Regions from separate parts of the Mus musculus genome. Here regions 1, 2, 3 and 5 are each linked to region 4. The links are chromatin loops, found by intact Hi-C in ENCODE. Cell type or tissue: heart. All regions are shown on one strand.

Region 1 (5,000 bases), 210 kb after region 4:
TTAAGCTTCATGGGAAGGCACACTGCAGCAGCTCCCACCCTAACTAACGAGCAGCAAGGACCTTGGAGCTTCGCTGCAGAGCCGAGGCCAGCAGGTCCCTGGCTCCTCTAGGAGCTCTCTGGAAGGCTAAGTTCGCTTGCCTTCAGGAGCCTAGCTGAATGAGCTGCTTGCAAAGCAAAAAGGGTTGGGAATGAGTATGAGGGCTGTGTGACAGAGACAAGTCTTTGTAGCCTTGCCAAAGGCCAGACTGAAAAGGGAAGAGACTCGAGAGAAGTGAGGGAAGTGGAGAGTCTATCTACATTTTGATTCCTTTCATCTCTTCTGTTTTCACAAGAGCTGTTGGTACGTGAGGGGAGTTTGAAATGAAGGGCCCCAGGCAATCACCCAAATACCCCATGCTGATTTGAGAGAAATGAGCTCTCCTTCTGAGTGCTGATCAACCCACCTTGCTCTTACAGAATTAATCATTACCAGCAAAGACTGCAATCACTGTACTTCAAAAAGAAGTTTGCAGAGCGTGTGGCAGAAGTGAAGCCCAAAGTAGAAGGTAAGGTCAAACCACTTAGCAGGAGATATTGGCTGTCTCAAGTGCCCAAAGTAAACAACTGCTTCTTTTGAAATTCCAATGGATGGTCATATAAGGTCTGTGTCTTACATACCCTGGCCTGGCCTGGGCTCTGGAGCTCCTGCAAATGGCCTGAGCTTCTCCCAGGGACTGGGGTTTTGACCACATGAGCATGGCTAAGGAATGAATTTGCCACTCCTAGCATTGAACCTATAATTAGCATTCTCATTGCCGTGCCTTCCTAGGATTTCCTCAGGGCGGAGTGTAGGTTTCCTAAGTGTGCTGTGTTTATGTTCGGGATGTGGATGATACTAAAGATCAGTTACAGAGTGTACAGTGGAGTCAGGGTCGGAGTTCCAGTCCCTGATGTAATACCTACAAGCCATCCATGACACACGGCCAGTTAGTTCACTGCCAGCAGAACTCATTCACTGATCTGAGCCACAAGAGGCAATGGAAACAGACTTGCTCTGCTGTCCTGTCCTGTTCCTAAGTGCTTCAGGTTGGCGAGTCAGTCCTGAGAAGGGCTGAGAATGGAGAGGAACTTTTCCATTCTCTGTGGAACCTCCTTCCATGGTAGCTGTTAACTGTGCTTCTAATTTGCATGTCTTGAAAGTGCTTGGTCACAGTCTAGTGACCCACTCTTACACCCCGAATGCCTGTTAAGATGTGTTGCTCTAGGACAGGGTAACTGAAAGCCTTGGCCGTAACTGGTGTGTTTTGGGCATCTTGCTTTGAAGCGATTCGCTCTGGCTCTGAGGAGGTGTTCAGGAGCCGCGCCCTCAAGCAGCTCCTGGAGGTGGTCTTGGCTTTTGGAAATTATATGAATAAAGGACAAAGAGGCAATGCATATGGATTCAAGATCTCCAGCCTCAACAAGATAGCGGATACCAAATCCAGTATTGACAAGTAAGTGTGTGCCCCTCCAGCATTTGGCGCACCAAGGTGCTTTTATAGACCGTGAACTGCCCACCTAGACCCTGCAGCCTCGGGCTTCCTGACCATGCTCCTGAACCTCCATTCCTTCCCATTCCTCTCACAAACAGACGCAACCCTCCAGCTCCCTGGGACCCTTCATCTACTTTCTCTGCATAGGGACGCTGTCTATTCCAGTGGTTCGCAGCCTTCCTAATGCTGCAACCCCTTCATATGGTTCCTCCTCTTATGGTGACCCCCAGTCATAAAATTATTTTGTTGCTACTTCATAACTGTAATTTTCTAGTTATGAATTGTAATATAAATATCTGATATCTGACGGGGGGAGTCAGGAACCACAGATAAGAACCACCGATCTATTCCAAGGTAAATAAATAAATAAATACTCACTCACTCACTCACTCACTCACTCACTCACTCACTCATGGGGCTGGTGTGGTACCTCAATGGGTAAAGGTGATTTCCCCAAGACTGAGGGCCTGACTCACACAAGTTGTCCTCTGACCCAAACATACATGCCATTTCATGTGTGTGCATGCACATACACACAAAATTTAAGTAAATAAATAAATGTAAAAAAATTTAAACTTTTAGTATAACATGCTAAAAAGCCACTCACTGATGGACCTCTATCCAGCCAAAACCAAGTCATAGCCCTCCCAGCTCTGAGTGTCTCATGACCTCTCTAGTCTCTGCCCCTCCACAGAGAACTGTGTTTCAGAAAAAGGAGAAACCGGGCATCCTGGGAATGTCTCAGTCTTGTGAATGCAGTTGCCTTCAGCTGCACACCCCAAGGCTCTTTAAGTTGTGTCCTAGGATGTGCACAGCCTCACAGTTGAGGTAAACTGTCTGGTTAGAAGCGCTAAGATGCCAGCCCCTGTGTCCTGAGCAGGTAGGGTCATCACGCACATTAACACGTGTTTGTCCAAGAGCTTTGTTTCTCTGAGGCGCTCACTGGCTTCAAAGGACCTCGCACAATCCTTCCTGAGGTAAAGCTGCTCAGAGCCAAATCCCTTTAGCATGACGGACTGTCCGCCCCAATTACTCCTCACTAATGAGACTTCTTACCCTATGTTCCCTATAGGGTTACTGAAGCATAGTGCATAGCAGCCATAGTGTGTAGCAGCTCTCGGTCTGAGAAAAGAAGTAAGCCATGTGTTAAGCTGTTATTTTCACATCACAGAGACAGTGCTGTTGTCCTTTCCTTAGCGGGAGCCCCAGTGCTTTTTGGAGCACTTTCACATTTGATTGTCACAATAGCTTGTCAGTGGCCAGGCCAAGTTCCTTACCACATGTTGTCAGATAAGAAAGCCAAGGCAATGCCAAGTAGCGGTTTTGCTGCTCCACCCCCAAGCCTGGGGGAGGATTTAACCCCTGATCTGCAGGTCAGTCCACAGTGCTGCTCTTTGCCCACAGGTGGGTCTTGTTTGCAGGCTGTTAGAGGGACCTGCAGCCTCTTATTTGCATATAAAGAACAGCCGTCTTTGAAAGGACACCATCTCTTGCAACTTCTCCCTGTGCATGCACAGGCAAAGTCAGTATCCACCCATCCCCCACTTTCTGATAATTTGGTTCTTACAGGGTGTCTGCTTAGTAAAGTGACTACAGAATTTATATGAACAAGTTTTCTCAAAAGAATAAATAAAAATTATTATCAGCCAGGCAGTGGTGGTGCACGCCTTTAATCCCAGCACTTGGGAGGCAGAGGCAGGCGGATTTCTGAGTTCGAGGCCAGCCTGGTCTACAAAGTGAGTTCCAGGACAGCCAGGGAGGGCTACACAGTTTCTCTGTGGGAATTTCTCTAGATTAAAAAAGCATCTCTCTAAAATAATGAAGAGAATAGCATTATTGTGATAGTTACCAGTGTTTTGTTTCCACCTTTAGAGGAGAGGCTCAGGGCAGAGAGATAGGTTCTATAAGCAGTGGTAATACTTCAATAATAAGATGTAGCAAGCTCACAGAAGCCTGAGAGGCCAGGAGTACTGGCCACTGTTTTGTTTTAATGGAAGATGTTTCCTAATTACTGGTAGGAACAAAAATAAAGAAAAACCTATTTGAACCCTTGCCATGAGAGCAGGAGTGTTGTCTGGGTAAAGCCACAGAACACTGCAAATGCTTTACATTGTTATGGGAAAACATTGTTAGGCAACCCTGATGCCCTTTGGTATAGGTGGGCTGGGGCATAGTGGCTTAGCCCTGTAAATTAGCAAACTGCCTAAATTATGGAAATGTTACTACAAATGTATTTGTATACTTCTAACTAGGACAGCTTTGATAGATGAGTGGTTCTTTGTCTAAGCTAGACTAACCAGAGAATTTTAACAACTATCCATGCCTGGCCCCACCTCATCCCAGTTAAATGGATCTCTGGTATTGGCCCAGGCATCTGGAGTCCAGGTGACTATGATGTGCAGTAGAATTGGTGACCACGGGACCAGACTAGCACAGCTTTGCCTGATAGCGTTATCAGACACCCCCTTCCCTATCCAGGTCAGTCAAGGTTCGATCCTGTCATCACCAGACAGGAAAATGGCGCCAACAGCTGTTATAACTACCGAGGGTCATGCAGTTAAGAGCTGAAGAACTGCTAAAATTAGAAGTGATTTCACAGCTGCAGGGACATTGTGTATGTAACGGCACAGTCATGGTACACTTCCAGCATCAGCTCTGAAATGGGGGCTTTTCATCCAACCACCCTTTGCATGAAACCTTAAGTGGGCATCACCAATAACCACAACATCGAGTTGTTCTAGACTTGCAAAATACTTTTAGGCTTCTAAACAGCTGCTGTCCTTAATGGGTGCAACAACTGTTCTCATGCCACGCTACCAGTTCTTGGTGTATGTTGGGTCTTGCCCCGTGAATAGATAAACCATATTAATCACTTTTCATGTTCTCCTTTTCTTTAATCGTAGGAACATTACTCTTTTGCACTATCTAATAACTATTGTGGAGAATAAGTACCCCAAAGTCCTCAACCTAAGCGAAGAGTTGCGGGATATTCCTCAAGCAGCGAAAGTAAAGTAAGTACGGCCAGCCCTGCTCTGCCAGCTAGACTGCAGAGCAGCAGGCACTTCGCTGGCACCGCATTGAAGTGCAAATGCGCGAAGTGGTTTGAATCACAGCCAAACGTGTTAGAGAATATATATTTGTTCTAGGTCCTTTGGAATACTCACTGCCCCATGTGTAAAATCTGATTTGTTTTTAAGGGTATAAGCATCAGCGAGGCTTTTTGGCTTCTCTGACTCAGAAAACAAAGGCAGGACTGCAAGTTCAATTCCTGCTTGGGCTACAAAGCATGGTCAAGGCTGGCCTGGACAACCTAGTGAGACTGTCTCAACAAAAAGTAAATGGAAGGCCAGGGGTGCTGCCGAGTGGCAGAGCACCTGGCTGCATGTGAGGCCATATAGTTAGCCTCAGCAGAGCTTCTGAAGAGCAGCTCTTCTGTACACAGGTAGCTCTGAGTCAAAGGGGGACGCAAGGTGAAGCAAATGGAAGG
Region 2 (5,000 bases), 280 kb after region 4:
GGAGAAGCTGAAACAATGGAAGGAGCTGAGAATGAATCTGCAACTGCTGTCCTGTAGTTAGTACACATTGCTTCACTCAACTTACCTGCTCCCCAAGACTTGTTGCTTTCCACGGGTGGCTAAGAGCCTAGCACAACGGCTTAATGATCACATTAAGCTAGGTAGGCCTGGCGGGGCAGGAATGCACCTCCAACATTAATATGGATAGGAGGATCCGGAGTGAGACTGAGGCCAGCCTGCACCACACAGTGAGACTGCCTCAGATGTGAGGAAAAACTAGCTGTGCGTTAAACACATAAATGTTCAGTTTTCATTGATCATCTGATGCTCCACATTCTCTCTCTCTCTCTCTCTCTCTCTCTCTCTCTCTCAATCAATCCTTTGTTTTCCTCTCTCTTCAGTCTCTTCTTCTCTTTCATTAATTTCTTCTGTTCTCCTCTCTCCCTTCTTTCCTTTGCCCTTCAGTGTTGGTCACAGGAGACCTTCCAAGGCCCCCTCTTCAGGGAACCTTTAGCAGTGAATAAGAAGCAGCAGATTTCCACGAGGCCGTGTTTATATTCCTTCTCTTAATACCTTCCCACCAAACTCACAAAATGGTGCATTTACTTGACTCTATCCTGGTCACTATTACAAGGCTGTCCTGTGTCATTAAAATAAGAACCCGTAACTGACAACACTTCTCCTTCTGCCCGGGCCTTCGGTGATCTCCAAGAATCTGACCTTTCCTAGTTTCCATGGTGTATTGTCTGTTTGTTCAGTGCTAATATAAGTCTGAAAGATTAACTTCCCATTTCCAGAGACCTTGAAGGATGCTTCTCTAAAGAGGTGAGTCTGTATGTAAGCTTTCATAAAGTTCCCACAGAAGTTCCCACAGGCAGAGGTACGGAATAGGATATAGGTTCACTACTGTCAACAGAGTGGTTGTTCTAGCAGCAGCGTGGACTCAGGTGGAGTGAACACTCCTAAAAGACCTAAGTTTTAGGCACAGAGGACAAGATCAGTGAGCTCGAGTCTGCCTTCCTCACTGTCTTCATTAGGGTTTCTACGGCTATGACAAAACACTGACCAAAAGCAAACTTTGAGGAAAGGTTATTCAGTTTCTGCTTCTGCATCATAGTTCATAATCAAGGGAAGTCAGGACAGGAGCTCAAGCAGGGCAGGAATCTGGAGGCAGGAGCTGATGCAGAGGCCATGGATGGGTGCTGCTTACTGGCTTGCTCCCCATGGTTTGCTCAGTCTGCTTTCTTATACCACCCAGGACCACCAGCCCAGGGATGGCACCACTCACAAAGAGCCGGGCCCCTCTCCCATCAACCACTAACTAAGAAAATGGCCTACAGGCTTGCCTACAGTCCCATCTTAGAGAGACATTTTCTCAACTGATGTTTCCCCCTCCCAGGTGACTCTAGCTTTTGTCAAGTTGACATAAAACCAGCCAGCCCACCCAACTTCTCCGGCTGTTGGGCTAAGTGATCTTGAACAAACTATTTCTTTTCATCTCCACCGCTTTATCCTTGGGTAAGCATAGTAGTATGGAAGCCACAGAGAGTAAAGTAAATGATATAGTTTAAGCAGAGATATGGATGGAAGCATTCATTAAATGTTGGCCACACCAAATGTTCCATCCCATTCTCTGAAAAGAAAAGATTATGCTTCATAGATTGTTCTTAACTGGCTACCCCAATACCGTTTTCTAAATCTGAGAAGTTTGACCTGTTTCTCAGTTGCCATGACAGGCTCCATCCACAGCACAGGACATGAGGCCATCAATTAAAGCACATGAACTGAACACCCGTAGTACTGAGACGATGCTTATCCTTCAAAGGATTGAGTGTGAGAAACCTGCTACTAGCAATATACAGTAGTAGACATTTTAATTGAAACGCATTTTAATGTATATACTCAATGCTATTTCCTGTTAAAATATTTTCAACACACGTAGGCTATTTTAAAATGATATCATCTATACTTTAATATATTACATAATTCAGAGCTGGTGAGATAGATCTGCAGATAAAGGTGCCTGGAATGGCCTGAGTTTGATCATCTGGCTGAGAAAACAACTCCCACGAGTTACCCTCTCTCCTCCATGTTTGTACCTCCAGCTCTAGGTGATCCAATGGGCTCTTCTGAACCCCGAGGGCATCTGCATGGTGTGTCTTTTCCAACCCCCATTTACACAAAGTTAAAACTAAAACATCTTAAAATAAACATACCTGAAGGTACTCTAGCCAATCCGGCACGGCAAATTTGGGTCTGGCAGGCCTTGTCCTTTCCCTACTCCCCCCTATTCCCTCTGCCTTGCTAAAGCCCATTAGATTCCATTCCTAAACTACCCACCAAGGTCTATTCCCTTGTTTAGCCACTTTCTCCTCCTTAGGCTGACTACCAAGGTCTAGCTATCAAAGTATTGAAGTCCAGCAATCAAAAAATCCCCTTTGGCTCACCTAATTATCATGCCCAATTAAAATTAAACACTTCATCCTAACATAGTCTTTTCCCCCTTTACCTTTATAAACCGCCATTTGCTTATGAGCCATGTCTGTCTCCTCTCTATCCAGAGGCAGTCCTTTGTCCTCTGGGACTAACACCACCCTACCCCTCTTCCTTGCCCCCTTTCTTCCCTCTCCCTTGTTTCCCTCCCCTTCACCCTGTCTCTGGCTCTTTGTCCCTTAGCCCTGCCCTCTGCCTCTCTGGCTAAATAAATCTCTTTTGCACTGAGAACTTGGTCTTGGGGGTCTTGAGCCATCTCCAAGGTTCCCTACAAAACCTAAACAGGTAAATGGTAAGAGAAAAGCTGCTATCAATAAGGACATTAAAATGTTTAAAGATTAATGCACCCCAAGGTACCAACGTTTACAAGTGGTTCATAAGTTTCCAGCTTTGAAAATTGTTGTATTTGATAATAGAGCCATCTTGTGGAAAAGCAGCAGTATTTCAGGCACTTAAATTATAACCATCCTGGTAGACGTTCTAGGTATGTGTGCCCTTTAGTTATAAGACAATTAAAACAATGAACTCCAAAGCAATTGAAAATTTACCAGGAGTCTCGAAATGGAAGAAGGCAAAAGCTGGGGCCCTGGCACCAGCTGGAAGGGAAGCCTCTCTCCTGGAAAGAAGTTTCACAGAGCTCTGAAAACTCGCCAGACCACCTTATAGGGAAGACTAATGGGCGTGGGCAGGGCCAGGACTGCATAGTTATGTATAAGTCTCACCTTCTAGTTACACCTATACCCAAAGATAGACTTAGTGGTCAACGGTCTACGTTTTTCTCTTCCCAGTGTGCCCACATTGAATAAACCTCCCTTTTCTGCTTTTCACTATGAATTATCTGTTTAATCTCCCTCCTGAGACAGTTGCTGAACCTAGTGTGTCAGGGCTGCCTGAGAGTAGGCTCCGACCATGGCAGCTCTGGAAATAGTCTTCTTCCTCCAGGACCGTGCCAAAGGTGGGTAGATTTGAAAGGATGGAGACTGGTTTGTCTGTAGAGATCTCAGTGTTGTGTGTGTGAGTCCCAGTGCATTAGACAGACGCCCTCTGGTGAAAACGCTGGCCACCACAGGACATTTAAATCAGGGAGTCTCAGGAGGGTGGGTGAACCTGTCTGGTCCACAGATGGTAAAGACTGGTGTGGTAGCAGGCGGTGTGGTATGCAAGGAAAGGAAGCTATGAAAATGAAGAGAGGTCTGTGGAAGACTAATATTTCTCCAGTGCAGGTTCAGCAAAAGTATAAACTGTCAGAAAGAGAAGAGTCCCCAAGTTTAAGTGACAATTTCTATGTCCACCTGGAAGACTCCATTTTTTTAAAAACTTTATCTGTATTTATTTTATGCTGAATTTATTCCCAGGCCATGAGGTTTTGTTTCTTCAGTTTCTTCTGGGATATCTTTTTCTTCTGTGCAACCTCCTCTTCTGGCTTTGGAACGATCTGTTCCTTCTCAGGATCATCTCAGTGTGGCAGGGGGAGCTCATATATGGGTTAATCCGACCATGAGCTCTGTAGGTTCGTCGGTGCATCTTAGGTGCCTTGTTCACCTGGATGTGTTCAATGACTAGAGAGTCTACGTCTAAACCCTTAAGTTCAGCATTACTCTCTGCATTTTTAACCATGTGCAGCAAAAATTCAGCACTCTTTTTTGGCCACCGACCCTGTGTCCAGCCCCATTGTTTGGTCTGGGTGCACCTACCAACGCCACCATTATCCCCCCGGAATGGCACACATTACTTCTTTAAAGTGACATCCTTCAGATACTTGGTGGCTTTGCAGGTATGCGTACCCTTGATGGCCTGGGCAGTTTCCCGGGTGTTCTTAAAGTGAACACGAAGGTTTGAACCTCTTGATTTGCATGATTTTGTGGGGTTTTCTGGGTCAAGAGAGTAGCGAACCATCTTGGCAGGTGACCTCTGGCCGCTTACAGGAAGAGGGAAGACTCCATTTTTAAAGAACCAAGAAAACAAACCCCCACATTTCAGCCTTTTCTCTTTGTAATTCTCCCACCTTGAAAATTATGCATTTCAGCCAGGCAGTGGGGGCACACACCTTTAATCCCAGCATTTGGGAGGCAGAGGCAGGTGGATTTTTGAGTTCGAGGCCAGCCTGGTCTAAAGAGTGAGTTCCAGGACAGCCAGGGTTACACAGAGAAACCCTGTCTCGGAAAACAAAAAACAAAAACAAAAAATTCTGCTTTCGTGGTGCTTTCTTGTTATTTTAAATTTTTATGTTTTTACTTTACTTCTTGGATTATACTTAACTATTTTGATTACTTTTTTTCACTATTGGGGAACTGTGTTTTTTTGTTTTTTTTAAAAAACTCTATTGCTTTTTGTCCTCTCCCATCTATAATATTCTTTGCCTTTTCCTTTCACTTAGTATTGCTTTCATTTTCTCTTTCCTTGTCTCCTTTTATTTCATTCATTTGCTTCTTTATATTTACTGTGTATAGCACTCGCTACATTATTTAATCATTTCTGGTCTAAGGTCATCAGTGGTATAAGAGTTT
Region 3 (5,000 bases), 220 kb after region 4:
GGGCCAGGCACCGCCACCCGCATCAGTGACTGACATAGCGGAACAGCTCCAAGGTTCCGATGCTGCTGTTGGGGTACACGCTTGTCTAGGGTACAAACGTCTGTTGAGAACATCTTGCACACATTCATATCATGTAGAATGTCAATCACACTTCGTTTATATATTTAAAACTTGAACACCGTTTCCCCCCTAATTTCATCAATTTTTCTGCCAAGTGCTCTTGATGACTTCTTTCATTGGTTTTTTGGTTTTTTTGTTTTTTGAAATCACACTTTCCCAGTGATGCCTCCTGGATCCTGGTTAAGAACCAGAATTGCCAGAGCTTCCTCATTGACCTAACAATACAGATCTATAGACCTGACAAATAAGATTTCCCATCCAAGACTTAGTGGAAGAACTCCCTGAAGATTCTTCTTAAAGGCATAGGGGTGCTTCTGGGGCGTCTTCAGTTTTCCTCACAGGCCGTGCTGCATGTCCCAGGATAAAGGACACTCAGATGGACACGAAACGTCAACAGTATCTACAGGGATGCTCAAATCTATTTATCTCAAAGAATATTTGAAGTGATCGCTGTTACGTGTTGTCATTTTAAATTGTGTGTCAGTGACGCTACCTGTACAATTTCAGTCCAAAAAATAAAGCTCTCAGGGAGATAAAACACAATGAGCAGTAGAGAATAAAAATGGACGCTTACCACTGACCTGCCAGCTCCTAGTATCCTTAAATTATATGGTATGTAAAGAGGACTGTTACTATTGTTTTCTTTTGCTTTATTTATTTGTACTAGGGTGTGGGGAGGGACTAGCATTTTCTCTTGTTTTCCATCTTTCCTTTTGTGGTTGGGTTTCCTGTGGAGAGAGTAGTTTTTCCTATTGCACTACAATATTATTTACTCGCTAAATTGAGTTTTCTTTTCAGTCAAGTATCACATATTTATTAAGCACTTACTATGTACCAGGCATAGTAGAGCTGTAGTGGTAAGCAAGACAGAGTCCCTGCCCACCAAGGAGTTCACATTCTCCACGGTGTTTTCAGGGACGGTAGAATACCAATGTGCATAGTAGACAGGAACCGTACTATTTAAAAACTAATCTGTATGAACTATAATGTTTAGTGCAGATGGCGAGGAATCTGTGCTGTGTAAAAGCTGTGAAGCAGCGCTCTAAGAATTGTCAAGAGCTGTGCTTTTTACTTTTTTTTTGTCTTTCTTCATCACAAACTTAGCGACCTTCTACCCATTATGTGGAAGCAAATGGCTCTTCACTAAGGCAGTCACAGGGACAAAGCAGAGCTGACTCTCCCAGCCCCGCGCTAACCACAGGCTGCAAGCATCCTGGCTGCGGTGCTGATGGAGACGTGGCGAGGAGGAGTGGGGTGGGGTGATGGATTTCATTGTTCTGATCTAAAGTGCCTCTTTGTATATTCTTTTCTATTGATAGCAGGAAAAGTTTGGTCCAGCTCAGTTTTGGAACTGTGGAGAGAGACTCACAACAGAGAGCAAGTCTGTGTCGCATGTCCCCTTGCCCCTCTTAGAATCATCCTCACATCCATGTAGGCCTCCCAGTAGGCCACCTTTGCCATCCCCAGCTTCTGGGTTTATTTTCCTAAAGACTGTGTGCAGGAAACTTCATGTGCCATTGTTACAAACAAACAAAAATCGACTTTTTAGACTGGTGCTGGTGTAAGTAGCCACTTTTCTCTCTTGAGTATGTATTTTAAAGATTTTTTTTTAAATAATGCCAAAAATTGAAAAGCATTATAATTTTTAAACTTAATTAAATGTCTCGTATCTTATTAGCTTAGTAGCTGGAACCACTTAGTCTTTAGGTTGCAAGACTGTTGTTACAGAACCAAGAAAAAAAAAAAGATGTGTGTGTGTGCTATGAGACTGTACATTTTTTTAAATGGCAATATGCAATAAAGATGACTTCACTGGGTGTACAGATCTGTTTTCTATGCATTATTAAAATAGCAAGGTTAAACTTCCTAGTGTACTCTACCATTGAATTTAAATGCAGCAAATCAGTGAATCAGAATACTATATGTATTTTCAAATGTGCTTACCCTGGACCTAAAGGAGTGTAGGTCCCTAGTGCAGCAGCGTTTCGTATGTCTAGACTACACTGCTAACTCTTTCCGTACTTGGTTGATGTGGCACATGTATGCCTCTGAGTTAGGTGTGATGGAGCTTCCGTCTCCAGCATCAACACCTGTGCGTCATGAAACATCCCTGATGTGCTTCAGTACGAGAAACGCCACCTGCAAGGAGGAAGACATCCCAGCAAGCTCCTTTCTCCTCAGTCCAGTTTGAAGTCAAGCTGAAAACATCCGTCAGGCCCGCCATACTCTGACCTTCCTGATCTTTGGACTCCGTGTTCTGATTACTGCTGCCAGCTTTGTTTGCCATTGAGTTACAGGGTAACTGCATGGTACCTAAAACTGCTCTCCACTGCTGGAGTTCAGACAGGAGAGACATCCGCAGGTCAGACCACCCATCCTGCAACACGAGCACACCATTGCCTCCTATCTGTACGTGAGTAGCGCTACACACAGAACCACATAGAGCCTTGCTTGCCCTCGGTATGTGGATGACGAGATGTAAAGACTTCAGACCATTCTAGGCAGTTTAGTCTTCACTCACCCGACCGACCCGACCGTGGTGATAACAGAGTCACAGCATGTGACCGACCCATCTAGAACTTTGCCCTTTTCCTGTAGCCTGATGTGGATTTATATGTAGTAAATTGGATATCGTGTGTGTGTGTGTGTGTGTGTGTGTGTGTGTGTGTGTGTGTATTCATTCAATGTTGTGTGAACAAGTTTGTTTACACTTATTAGTTGACATGATATATTAATCAATTTCTACCATATTGAGGCTGTCTCCAAACCCAGAGCTCGCTAATTCCAGCTTGCAGATTCTGGCTAGCCTAATTTACTAGTTTATTTAGGGAATCTTAGTTTTACCTCCCCAAGTGCTGAAATTGTAGGCCACCACAATACCTGCCCTGTTTGTGCATGGAGTCTGGACATCCTCACCCCAGTCTCTCCAAGCCAGTTTGGGCACATTGGTTTGGTCATAATCATTCCAAAGCCAAATGGGCAACTCATTGATGGGTAGTTGAGTAGATGCCAACTTTGTGGGATTTGGGGTAACAGACTTCCTGTCTCTGGGTCATGTATAGGTTCTAATTATTAAGGTCTGCTTATTACATTGTATTTATAATGTATTACATCTCTATATCTATACGCTTCCTCCCAATAATATGAGCTTTGCTTAAGTTTAAAACAATTTGAGGGGACTGGATAAATAGTTTGGTGGTTAAGAGCACTTATTGCAGAGGACCCAGTAATTCTACCTCTGGTTACCTAAACTATAAATATATATATGCACACACAAAAAGAAACAATAATGAATGCATAGTGTGGCTTGAGAGATGGCTCAGTGGTTGAGAGCACTTGTTGCTCTTGCAGAGAGGATCTGGGTTCAATTCCCAGCACCTCTCTTGTTGTGGCTTACAACCATCTGTAACTCCAGTTCCAGGGGATATAACACCTCTTCCTGGCCTCTTCAGGCACCATGCACACATGTAATACACAGACAGAGACCTGCAAGGAGAATACTCATACCCATAACATAAATGTTTGGACATTGTCTGGACAGTGAAGAAAAATGCCCCACCTGCCCTTTGATCTCTTCCCTGGCCTTGTAATCAACTGTGTTTCCATGGGATCAAACAAACTCTATTGAGCACAGACGAAGGTTGCTTCTCTTGCTCTCTTCTTTTCTTTTCTTCTTTTCCTTTGTCTGAGAAAGCCTTTTCTGTGTCACAAAGTTCTCCTCTGAGCCCATGCTGGCCTCAGGGTCAGTTGCCCCGTCTCAACCCGCTGAGCATCTGTATGCTTATCAAACTTTGGTAGGCTTGGGGTTTTCAGAGAAAATAAACAGCTCCTAAGTCGAGATGGGGTTTGTTCATGTTACTTGGTGGTGTTAAAATTCCTTCTCAGAGGGGATGCCATAAGCACCATCTACCTCCTCTCCTCAGGGAGAGCCACCACTGACAGCTACCACTTCAGAATTCCAAAGGATAAGCAGAGGCACCATTCTGTTGGAGTTCGCTCTGGAGAACCAATTGAGGGCACAGGGTGCACAGACAGTGAGGAGTGGCTTACCCCACTGATGAGATGAAACCCTTTCCCTGGTCTCTTTCAGCCAATAATGCTGTCCCCCACCAACCCTGCCATGTGCAATTAAGGCTGAGTTGCATACAATTAGGGGTAGGGAGCAACTAGATGCCCAGGTGGAGTGTGGCCTTCCCACCCTCCATGAGGGTATAAACCAGTCTGTTTTACCTTCCCAATGCTGTAACCCTGTAACACACTTTCTCCTGTGGTGACACACACACCCCACCCCCCCAAAAAAAAAAACATCAAATTATTTTGTTGCTACATTATAACTGTAGTTTTGCTATTGTTATGAACTGTAAGGAAAATATCTGATATGCAGGATCTCTGATATGTGACCCCTGCTGGAGATCCACAAGTTGAGAACAGCCTAAGAGTCACCAAGCCAGCTGGGACGGTCCTTTTGCAAGTGAGCTCAGTGGGCGTCCCAAGATGGTGGCCCAGCTTGGCTCTGAGGACAGTCACACTCAATGGTTATGCTAATTAGTTCTCTCTGCCTCCCTGTGTGGCTGCTCTAGGAGAAGGGGAAGTGGGTTAGTAATTTCCAGTGCCACTTTCCCAGCTCATTCCTATACCCATTAGGGTCATGTTGGACCTATGTGTGACAAGTCTGCAGTCCCTTGTGACGGGAGCATGTGTAGTTAATGTCTTTATCCCTGCCTCCAGGGTAAGGAAACAGTCCAGGTCTCATTGTCTTGGGCTTATCTGTTCACTCCAGAATCGGAGGAGGTTTCCCGGAGAGGATGCTAGACAAAGTCTCCAAAAACTATGAAGGAAAGACGGTACTTTTAAAAGGAGAGCCAGACTATAGGACACCC
Region 4 (5,000 bases):
GCTTGACTTTGAAAATACGATCATCTTGCTTACCTATCCCAATATCTCCCACGTCTCAGTACATGGATCAAGGAGAAGAAAACAAGTAGGGTTGCTCTGTGAGCATGTCCCTTTCCTGTCATGGAGTTTGGGATCAAGTGTGGTGGGGCAACGAATGGACATTCACTCCAAGTCTAGCCCTAGCAGGGTGTTTCAGAAATGAGATACAAAAGCATATATTTTTTTGCATTCATTTTCATTGCTATTACTTTTAAACTATATTTAGCATGTGTGTCTGTGTGCATGTGTGTTGTTAGTGTGTGTGTACATGTGTGTGTACAAATATGTGGGCTGAAGAGATGGCTCAGCGGTTAAGAGTACTTACTACTCTTCCAAAGGTCCTGAGTTCAAATCCCAGCAACCACATGGTGGCTCACAACCACCTGTAATGAGATCTGACTCCATCTTCTGGTGCATCTGAAGACAACTACAGTGTACTTACAAATATGCATACACCATGAACAGATAACAGCTTGCAGAAGTCTGTTCTTAAGTTCTACCATGTATGTCTTGAGGACTGAGTTCATGACATCTGACTTGACGGCAAGTGCCTTCACCTGCTGAGCCACCCTGCCAGCCCTCCAGTTAACTATTTCTTCTTAAGACTGACTGTTTGCCTATATCTCTATGGCAGAACTTGCTGAGTGAAATCAGTGGCTCCAGCTGCATTTCCAGTCAACCAGTCACTTGGAAACACTTAACCCCAATGAAAGGAATTACACAACAGCAAAACTCCCACTCACCTACCGATTGCTTAGGCAGCTTTCGGACCAACTCTCTTGGCCATGTTCTCCATAGCTGTACAGCTTATCCGTGATTTTTTCCCCCAACCATACTCTCTCTTGTTTCTCCATCACACCCAAACCTTAGGAGAGAATATTCTTTGTCTTTTTTTTTTAGGATTTATTTATTTATTATACATAAGTACACTGTAGCTGTCTTCAGACACACCAGAAGAGGGAGTCAGATCTCATTACAGATGGTTGTGAGCCACCATGTGGTTACTGGGATTTGAACTCATGACCTTCGGAAGAGCAGTCAGTGCTCTTACCCTCTGAGCCATCTCACCAGCCCTCTTTGTCTTTTTTTTTTTTCCAACTGAAGAACAGATTTTATTTATTCAGAGGAAACTGATCTGGTCCATAATTAACTCAGTTTAGTGGCCTCTGCCTTTTCCAGCTTGGCAATGGCAGCCAGACTTTGAACCCAAAACCTTGTCTCACAGATGTCTGCAGTTCCCATAGTATCTGTAGTAGTTGCTCCTTGAAGCTTCCAGCAGCCTAGCCAGAACAGCATTGTCTTCTGTGTTAACCTGTGTGAAGGCAATGCAGATCCATTTCCTCCAGTGGACCAGATGCCCCCAACCTGTTCTTCCTCCAGCTGATGCAGCAGACCCCCATCATGTGACCACTAGCTAAGCCTTCTTGTTTCCCACTAAGGTAGAGGCAGTATTGACCCTGGCTTGAAGGCATGGCAGTCTTTCAGTGGGGAGAGCACCCTTCAAAGGCAGCTCTCTTCTTCACCCAAGCCAACAGCCTCTTCTTCTCCTGCCCTGCCTCTGGCCTGTGCTTGTGGACTGGCTCTGATAGCCTAAGCTGGCTGAACTGGTTTATTGCAGGAGGCTCGTTAGCCCACAGGAGAGGACAGCCCTTTGCAGCTAAAGCCAGGTGCAGCAGAGCTGTTTGAAGTAGCCAGTGACGTCCCATTTTGGCTGGATATCCCATAGGGTGCCAAGATTCTTGGGCCTTTTCTCAAACAGAGAATTCACTGTTGGCATATTTGTCTTATTATTTTATTGGGTTCTTATATCTCTACCTCCCTTCCAACCCTTATTCCTTTCAACCCCAACACTGGATAGGAGAGAAAGAAGATTAGAGGGAAAGGGGGTGTGGTGTAGACCTCTCTGGCCTATTTCCTGCCAATTTGGGTCTTTGGATTCCTTGGGGTAAGTCCAATCTTAGTCATCAGAATATCTGGCCATCCAGAAAACCAGAAGACAAGCTATAGCAAACCCACCAGCAGCAGTGGGGGAAGCAACTGGAAGAGCATCAGCCAGCCCCACAGGCCCTCTTTGGGATCTCCTGTTTATGCCTTCTTCAGAGTCTTCTATCACACACACACACACACACACACACACACACACACACCACCTAGAAACAATCACAGTTAATTGCTGTGGACAACCTGAAGCAGCCCCATATCCCACGCTTGAGAATTAAATAAAAAATATATATTCACATAAAGAACTGTATTTTTTTTTTTAAGAAACCAAAACTCTCACTACAATTCACCATCTTTTGGGGCTCCTGGTCTTTTGTAAGAGCAGAGCTGGGACCACCTTCCTCTACACTGCCGTCTTTTCCTCTACTGGACAGAAAAGGAAAACCCCATTAGCCAATCTCCCCTGTGACTCACTTGGCCAGGAGATGTAGCAGGCTGACTGTGGTCAGTGTGGAGCAGTGAGGGGCAAACCCTCTCAGTCTCACCACCTCCTAGGACACAAGTGATGTTTAAAATGTTTGCAATGCTCTAGGAAAGTGGACCGGAGATGCCTCTCAGCTGTACAGTGCTTGCCTGGTATACACATAGCTGCAGCTTAATCCCTAGCTTAAAAAAAAGAGGAAGCAGAAGAATCCGAAGTTCAAGGTCATCCTCAGCCACACAGTGCGTTCCAGGCCTGCCTGGGATACAAGAAATAGAGTCTTACCTGTAATAGATTTGAAAAACAACGGCACAGAATGCCTCGGGTAAGATCGCTGATACCAAAATCACGTCCCTCTCCGACAACAGAACCAGTTAAAAGCCCTCTGTTTTCAGACTCTTTGATCTTAATTCAAATTAACTAAGACATTGTCTAGACTTTACCTAAAGTTTTCAAGGCTACAAATCAAATTAGATCTGTCCTAACAGAAAACACAAATTATGGATGGAAGAGAGCCCCCATCAACTGGCAGAGAGAACGATGGCAAGACGCTACCAGAAGGTGGCGGTGTTGTGCTTCGAAACGTCTCAAAGGTTGCCTGGAACTTGAAGCTTGAAGCGGAGACTCAAAACTCCGTGAGTTTATTGTTTTTGACATTCTCTACTCTTCCCTCTTCTAATGAAGAGTGTAGCACGGCTCTGTTGAGCATTTTGCCCGTAAAAATCCTTAAAATGCAAACGCCGACAAGAATACTGGTTTTCGTTTAAAAGCAGACCAACCAGGCAAAATTTCCTGCTGGAAGCTCTGCACAGGAAAGCAAAGGTCCTAGGACCTTAAGAAAACTTGGGTACACACGACAAAAACTGTATTCATAAAACCAACATTCTAACTTACGAATAATAACTAATAACGTACATAGAACTTACTAAGGCATTGTGAGAAAGAACAGAAATTATTCTCTACCATTCTCAGCTTTCTTGGACAGCAGCAGCAGTAATGACAGTCAGTGGCTGCTCTAAGTCTTTTTCTCTACTAAGCAGAGGCTCTTGTTCAGTAGCTTAAGCCCAAAGCACTGCGTGAGCACCACATATGTATTCTCTGGCTTCGGAGAGTCATGGAGGCGGCCACTGCTGTGTCACCCATTGTGGAAACAGAGTCATGGGCGTTGGTGGGGGGTGAAGGGTGAGGGGTGGGGGCGGAGGGTGGGGGCGGGGTTGTTTAGCTTCCTACCATTTTACTGTGTTTACAGGTCAGAGGGCAGTGGTCAGTTAACACCTACTACTCGCTCCTCTCCACCTTCTTGGTTTGAGATCCTTTTACTTATTCCTGAGGGCACAGAGGTTGATGCTGGTGAGGGAGAAACACGTCCACACTGTAGCACACCAGTCATGCATTTTTTAACATGAGCGTTTATGGAAATTGACTCCTAGTGTTTAGACACAGTCTTTTACTTCATTGGTTATTTATGATGCTTTGGGCATGGAAACGTGAGCTAGACTTGAAGGCTGGCGAAGGGAAGGGACTGAACTACCAACAGCCTTGCCCTCTCGCAGAGGAAAAGAAAATTCTTGCTTTCTCCAAACTGTATTCCAAAATAAATAAATAAATAAATAAATAAATAAAACTTCAAAGGATTACATTACCAGGATTCCAGCCATCTTTTTTCCATAAATTTTAAAAGTGAATTGTTTAATGCCTTTAGTGGAGTAAAATAGTTCAGAGAAGGGCAATATTATTATAAATAAGGAGCAACATAAACTTAACATAATGGATGCACTTACAGATGGATTTTGCTAATTTATTAATGGTATTGCTACTACAGGTTTATTTGTTTAACTAATAAAATGGGTATTGTGGAAATTAGCGCAGCATTTGATTTGAGATGTTGGAAAATAATAAGGATTTGAGGACGGCAGAAATAATAATAGTGTTCGGTCCCTCAGTGCTGACACAGTCTTCTCCAGCTTGAACGGAGAGAAGGAAGAATCGTTATTTAAAGCCTACATGTGAGATTTATTGAGGGACATTAGAAATTTGCGGTAGATACAGTCATGGGAGTACATTTCTAATAAAAGATTCCCCCATACAACCGTGAGTGGCTGTGCACAGGCAGGCATTGAGTCTTAGCAGCGAACCATCATTCGCTTGGCTGTATATCTCCCAAACTGAGACCTCCTAATGAGCCTCCAAGATGGCTGGCACATCTGCTGTCTTCAGAGAAGCAGAGACATGCTTGGCTCTGGGTCCAAACCATTACTCCTCACTTCACATTGAGATCCTATCTAGGAAGACTGTAAGCATATTGAAGGTGCCTGGAGTACATCGGAAAGCTGGGACCTTCTGGCAGGAACTAGTGGGACAACCCACTTGTGTTTCCGGAGGAAGTCCCATGAGTCACACATCACCATTCTCGAGTGTCAAGAAATCACTCCAATCTCTGTTTTAACAAAGCCAAATGATGGTGTGACCAGGGTAAGTAAAATGTAGCAAAGGAGACATCAGGACCACCCTGATTGGACAGGCTTCCCTCCAGCCAGGG
Region 5 (5,000 bases), 660 kb after region 4:
TGCTTAGCTGTAACAAGGAATATGGTGTTGCCAATCTAGTCTGACAACATCATCAACCTGTACTGACTCTGCGTATGGTTCTACGCTTGGCTTGCACTGGCACAAACCAAGCCAGAACACCAGTCTTTCAGAAAGACCATTCTGATTTCTATGATGTTCACACATGTGAATTTAGATGTACTTTGTAACTGGCTAATTACCACGAAGTAAGTCTAACTTCCACTTAATAAAAGTTTTTTGGTGGGTCTAAAATATATATATACCTTGACAAAAGCAACTTAAGAGAAAGGGTCCTTCTAGCTGATAGTCTGACAGTCCATCACGGCAGAGGCATCAAGGCAGCAGGAGTGTGGAGCAGCTGTATGATGTAATGCATCAAGGAGCAGAGAGGGGAGTGCTTGCTGCTGCTCAGCCTCCTTTCTCTATTTACGTAGTTCAGAATCCCAGCGAGGGATGAGGATGCCAGAGGTGGCCAGGTCTTCTCATCTCAATCAATACAAGCAAGATGGCCTCCTCCTACAGACATGCCCAGAGGTTACCTCCTAGGTGAATCTAGAGTTGTCATGGTGATAGTTAACGCGAACCATCTTCAGGCATGCTACTGTCACAGATTAGAAGCTAGAAGTTGCAGATAGCTGGATCTGTTCAAGGAGGGGTGGGCACATTCTATCATGGCACACACAGAACTCGAGTCCTGGAAGTCTTGGTTGTTCTAGCCATCTCATATAAGCTTAGCATAAATGCTAGATTCTGAACAGAGTCTGGGAAAGCTGCAAGCCTTTCTAGAGGAGTAAAGATCAAATTTGAGGCAGATAACAAATCCTGAGAAATATAGTGGGAGCCATGGGATATATGTTACCCTCAGTGTGACAGAACTTGTGAAAATGAATCTATTGCCATGACTTGTTTTAAGGTTGACAATCAGTGCTTCTCATGTTAGTGAGGCAGGCACATTTGCTGCAAACTATACCCCTGGAGATGTAGCTCACACAGAATGCAGTGGTCATGGAATATTTTTCCCCCTTGGGAAAACACCGAGTGAAGCAAGCAGAGAGAAAGAGTCATGGTTACATGTCACCTGCTCAAGCTCATAGTTCTCTTGATTGCTTGAGTTGTTGCAACTTTGTAGGGTGACAGATTCAGGTAACTTCAAAACTAGTTTTATATTAGACTAGCTGCCCATGCTCAGTCATCTCCAGGGACCTCAAAATTAACCAGATTATTTTTTTTTCTTCTACTCCTTTCCAGTTGGGACCTCCACATGACAGAAATAAAACCTCAACTTTTATGAAAAAATGGGATTTCTAACTCATACCACAGCAAGTTTCCTATAGCACTGGCCTGGAGCACAGCTGGATGGGACTGTTCACCTGGGGTCGGATTCATTCTGTCTTCTGACAGGTGTGCTCCCTTCAGTGAGACGAGGGCCATTGGCTGTTCAAAACATCCATCCAACTGGCTTGCTCCAGCTGAGAACCATCTTCACGTGGGGTAGAGTGACTAGCTCATCTTATGTCACCTGGAATTTGTCCACCTTTAAAACAGAGTGCCAAGTGCCAGAGAAACTCCCAGTTCCAGACCAGACAAGAAGTTGGTCACCTCAGGTGAGATGACCTACAGAAAAGGAAAAAAAAACCCACTTTGTTATAAGAGAAAGGATAAAAGGGGGCTGAAGAAGGGGGAAACACTCCCCTTTACCTTAGCTGGGCCTATTAATTGTGAATGAAGTCCCCATTCCATTGTGCAGATTATGTTTTAAGGATAGGCCTATGCCTTCAGCCCAAGCCATCACTTTGGAGTGTTTCTTCATCATTGAACTCAAGCAGAGAGCAGGGTTTCTCTGCAGGACCTGAATACACTATCCAGGCCTTGGCCTGGCTCTGCTTGGTGGTCTTACACCTTGTGACCGTTTGGCTTTAATTCTCATACTCACCTCCGGTTCTGCTTATGTGTGTCTTAATCCTGCATTTGCTCTGGTCTTCCGGGCTTCTGCATACCACTGCTTCATCATGCTTAGATCCAGCCTGAAGTTCGCCCCCTTGGGTCTTAAGTGCAGTCACCTGCTTTCCTGCTCATGCAGCTCACTGCTGCCCCCACCTGTTCCCAGGTGGAATTCACTAGCTATTGATATTGGAGCTGAATGTGGGAGGGCTTGATACCTAGTTATAGTCAGTATCAAGCACGCGTGCGCGCACACGGCGGGGGAGTGGGGCGGCACACACACACACACACACACACACACACACACGGGGTGTGGCTCAGAGGAGTGAAGTAATTTTCCCAGATTTACAAAACTAGTCAGCTCTAAAATTACGTAGAACTCAAAATTTTGAACTCTTCCTACTGAACATGCTAATTCTATCTACTGTGGTGGGGGCACAGTAAACGTGCAACTGACAAGTTCTAAGATCCTCCCCTGTCTCTCTCTCTCTACATATCTTTGTTACCAGCACTCAGGAAGATCAAGTACATATAAAAGTACTTTTCAGGACTTTAAAAATGAATCTCAATTTCTAAGCCAAAATAGGATTTAAAGACATTTTTATATTTATTGAATTTTTTGCTTGCACATATGCATGTGCACCGTTTGCATGCCGGGTGCCCCTTGAGATCAGAATCCCCTGAGATTGCAGTTAGGATGGTTCTGAGCTATAAGGTTGGGTCTGGGAATTGAACCCAGATCCTCCAAAAGAGCCACATGCTCTTAAACACGGAGTCATCTCTCAAACCCAGAGAAGAAACAGTGTAAAATACATTGTAAAATTATGTCCTAATAACTAATCGACTAGTATCTAAGCTTTCTAAATGTATTCACTGTTAATCATGATTATTATGTCATTTTTCCTACATGAGCCTAATGCTGCTCTAAACCAGTGGTTTTCAACGGTGGCTGACATTATCAGGGCCCCTGAGTCAAAGCTGATTTGTTTCTGTTAAGACATTAGATACAAATGCAGTTTGATAAACCATGGTCTCTTTTAAGTCAACTATCTCTAATAATTTCAAAACTTGTGGCTGAAGAGATGGCTCAGTGGTTAAGAGCACTGACTGCTCTTCTAGAGGTTCTGAGTTCAAATCCCAGCAACCACATGGTGGCTCCCAAACATCTGTAATGGTATCCAACGCCCTCTTCTGGTGTGTCTGAAGACAGTTACGGTGTACTCACATACATAAAATAAGTAAATAGATCTTTATTTTTAAAAAAAAGAATTTCAAAACTGTAAAATAATGTGTATTTCATTAAAGTTTCCGTGTAGCAAATAGGGCTACTTCATGCAAATACATTATTTCATATTGACTTGTAAGATATTAGTTAGAGCAATCTTGCTTCAGCCTCTAGAGTAGATTAACTTCAGCTATATCATTATGCACTTTTTAAATTTCCAAATTTTAAATAAAATCTCTCAGTAATTTTTAAAAGTAAGAAGGAGATCCAATCCAAAGGTTTGAGGACAGTTGTTATAATCAGAAAGTCTTACCTGGCATGATGGCGCACACCTTTAATCTTAGCATTTAGGAGACAAAGGCAGGCAGATCTCTGTGAGTTCAAGCTCGACCTGGTCTATATAGTTAATGAGTTCCAGGGCAACCAGAGATACATAGTGAGATCCTGTCTCAAAAAAAAAAATGTTCTCGTTATGTGTACTAGGGGATAGCACGCAGGCCCTTCTACATGCTAGGCAAGAACTAAGGAACATCTTGGTTAAATTCTAAATTAAAAACTAATAAATGTTGTTTGGTATTCCACAAAAAAGAGAACTACATTATTGTCATCTTCAAGAATCAATAAACTCTTACTTTGAAGCATCCTTTTATAGTTCAGGCTTGAGTTCATGTGACTTGGGCTCAAATAGCACTACCGCTGTGTAGCAACTTAGTTAAGCTAAAAGGGAAAGGGAATGGAAAGAAAACCCATGATAAAATCAAGCACCACTGTTTTGAAAGACTGCAAGGATGGGCTTTTATTTCATTAAATGTCCCGCCTAGCTGGAAGGTTCTTAATGACAATCTGGAACACAGAGTCATTCGAAACAAGGGCTGCAGACAAATTATATAACCACTAGAGCTGAAGGAAAGAACGTACCAGGGAAGGGACGCCCCAAAGCTAAGCACATGCAATCTCAGGCACAGCGATCTCATGTCTCTCACCTTCCCTTCTTCCTTCTGCTCTGGACTCAAGCGAGAGCCTGCAGCACTGGGACAGAGTGGGAGCCACACTTAATGGTTAATCCCTTTGAAAGAGCTGGATATGGGAAAGATATTAGTAATTTCTCTTAAATAACTCCTATACAGGTATTGTTTTTAATTGAACTAACTTTCATTTGTAAACAGGTCTCTGTCATAAAGAAAACTGTCATTGTCTCATGCACACACTTGCTACCATTGTACCCTGTACACACTTGCTGTCATTGTACCCTGTACACAGTTGCTGCCATTGTACCATGTACACTTACTGCTTTCCAAACGTGAGACTTCTAGAGACCTGAGAGCAGATTGAAATAGATTTACATTATGGTTCATAACAGTAGCAAAATTACAGTTATGAAGTAGCAGCGAAAATAATTTTATGGTTGGGGGCCACCATAACACAAGGAACTGTATGGAAGGGCTTAAGAAGGTTGAGAACCACGAGTTTAAAGGCTGCTGATAAGCATGATGAGCCCCTAGTTGAGTCACTGGTGGCGAGAGCACAGACAGGTGGCTTAATCAGCTGAGAAAGAAAGTAGGAGTGGCAGTGAACACAGTGGCCAGAGAACACTCAGGGATCAGAGTGAGGCTGTCATGCATGCCTCCCACCAGGAATGAAAGTCTGTCCAGTTAAGAAATAAAATAAAGGGCCTGGAGGTGCCACTCAGTCCCTAGGGCTGTTTTGACAATTACTGTGCTGTACTTCTGAGATGGAGCTATTGCTGACTAAGAAGAAAAGGGTAGCACCTGAGCCCAACACGTCCCTGTTAGGCATGGTTTCTGGTTATGGTTAGTCTTCTACTTGTCCACAA

Evidence for each region. Peaks named below come from ENCODE experiments on the same cell type or tissue, not always from the same donor. Only the 100,000 strongest peaks of a DNase experiment are listed, where the experiment ranks them.
Region 1: it touches region 4 in a loop (2.5-fold over the local background); 4 of 42 quality-filtered maps call a loop at or near these places.
Region 2: a loop joins it to region 4, with 8 times the contacts of the local background. A loop is called at or near these places in 38 of 42 quality-filtered maps.
Region 3: a loop joins it to region 4, with 2.5 times the contacts of the local background. A loop is called at or near these places in 4 of 42 quality-filtered maps.
Region 5: a loop joins it to region 4, with 3.0 times the contacts of the local background. A loop is called at or near these places in 14 of 42 quality-filtered maps.

Annotation. Positions count from the first base shown.
Region 1 is chr12:71,976,338-71,981,337 of GRCm38, forward strand. It overlaps Daam1 (dishevelled associated activator of morphogenesis 1), which reads left to right. Exons shown (of 26, transcript NM_026102.3): 20 at 459-547; 21 at 1,306-1,474; 22 at 4,417-4,524. Among named protein-coding and RNA genes, the nearest start is that of Gm40440, 61 kb to the right of the region's middle. In heart, a CTCF peak has its summit at 4,977; DNase peaks (open chromatin) are centred at 2,804 and 3,954; H3K27ac peaks cover 3,781 bases.
Region 2 is chr12:72,044,871-72,049,870 of GRCm38, forward strand. It overlaps the pseudogene Gm7986. Among named protein-coding and RNA genes, the nearest start is that of Gm40440, 7.2 kb to the left of the region's middle. In heart, a CTCF peak has its summit at 2,933 (motif pointing left); no DNase peak of the experiment used is centred here; H3K27ac peaks cover 359 bases.
Region 3 is chr12:71,990,391-71,995,390 of GRCm38, forward strand. Daam1 (dishevelled associated activator of morphogenesis 1) reads left to right here. Exons shown (of 26, transcript NM_026102.3): 26 at 1-1,986. Among named protein-coding and RNA genes, the nearest start is that of Gm40440, 47 kb to the right of the region's middle. In heart, no CTCF peak of the experiment used is centred here; no DNase peak of the experiment used is centred here; H3K27ac peaks cover 369 bases.
Region 4 is chr12:71,765,601-71,770,600 of GRCm38, forward strand. No RefSeq gene overlaps it. Among named protein-coding and RNA genes, the nearest start is that of Daam1, 63 kb to the right of the region's middle. In heart, a CTCF peak has its summit at 3,007 (motif pointing right); a DNase peak (open chromatin) is centred at 3,031; H3K4me3 peaks cover 640 bases; H3K27ac peaks cover 1,018 bases.
Region 5 is chr12:72,425,880-72,430,879 of GRCm38, forward strand. It overlaps Gm33487 (a long non-coding RNA gene), which reads right to left. Exons shown (of 3, transcript XR_381676.2): 1 at 3,799-5,000; 2 at 1,371-1,614. Among named protein-coding and RNA genes, the nearest start is that of Gm33487, 3.9 kb to the right of the region's middle. In heart, a CTCF peak has its summit at 2,086; a DNase peak (open chromatin) is centred at 2,112.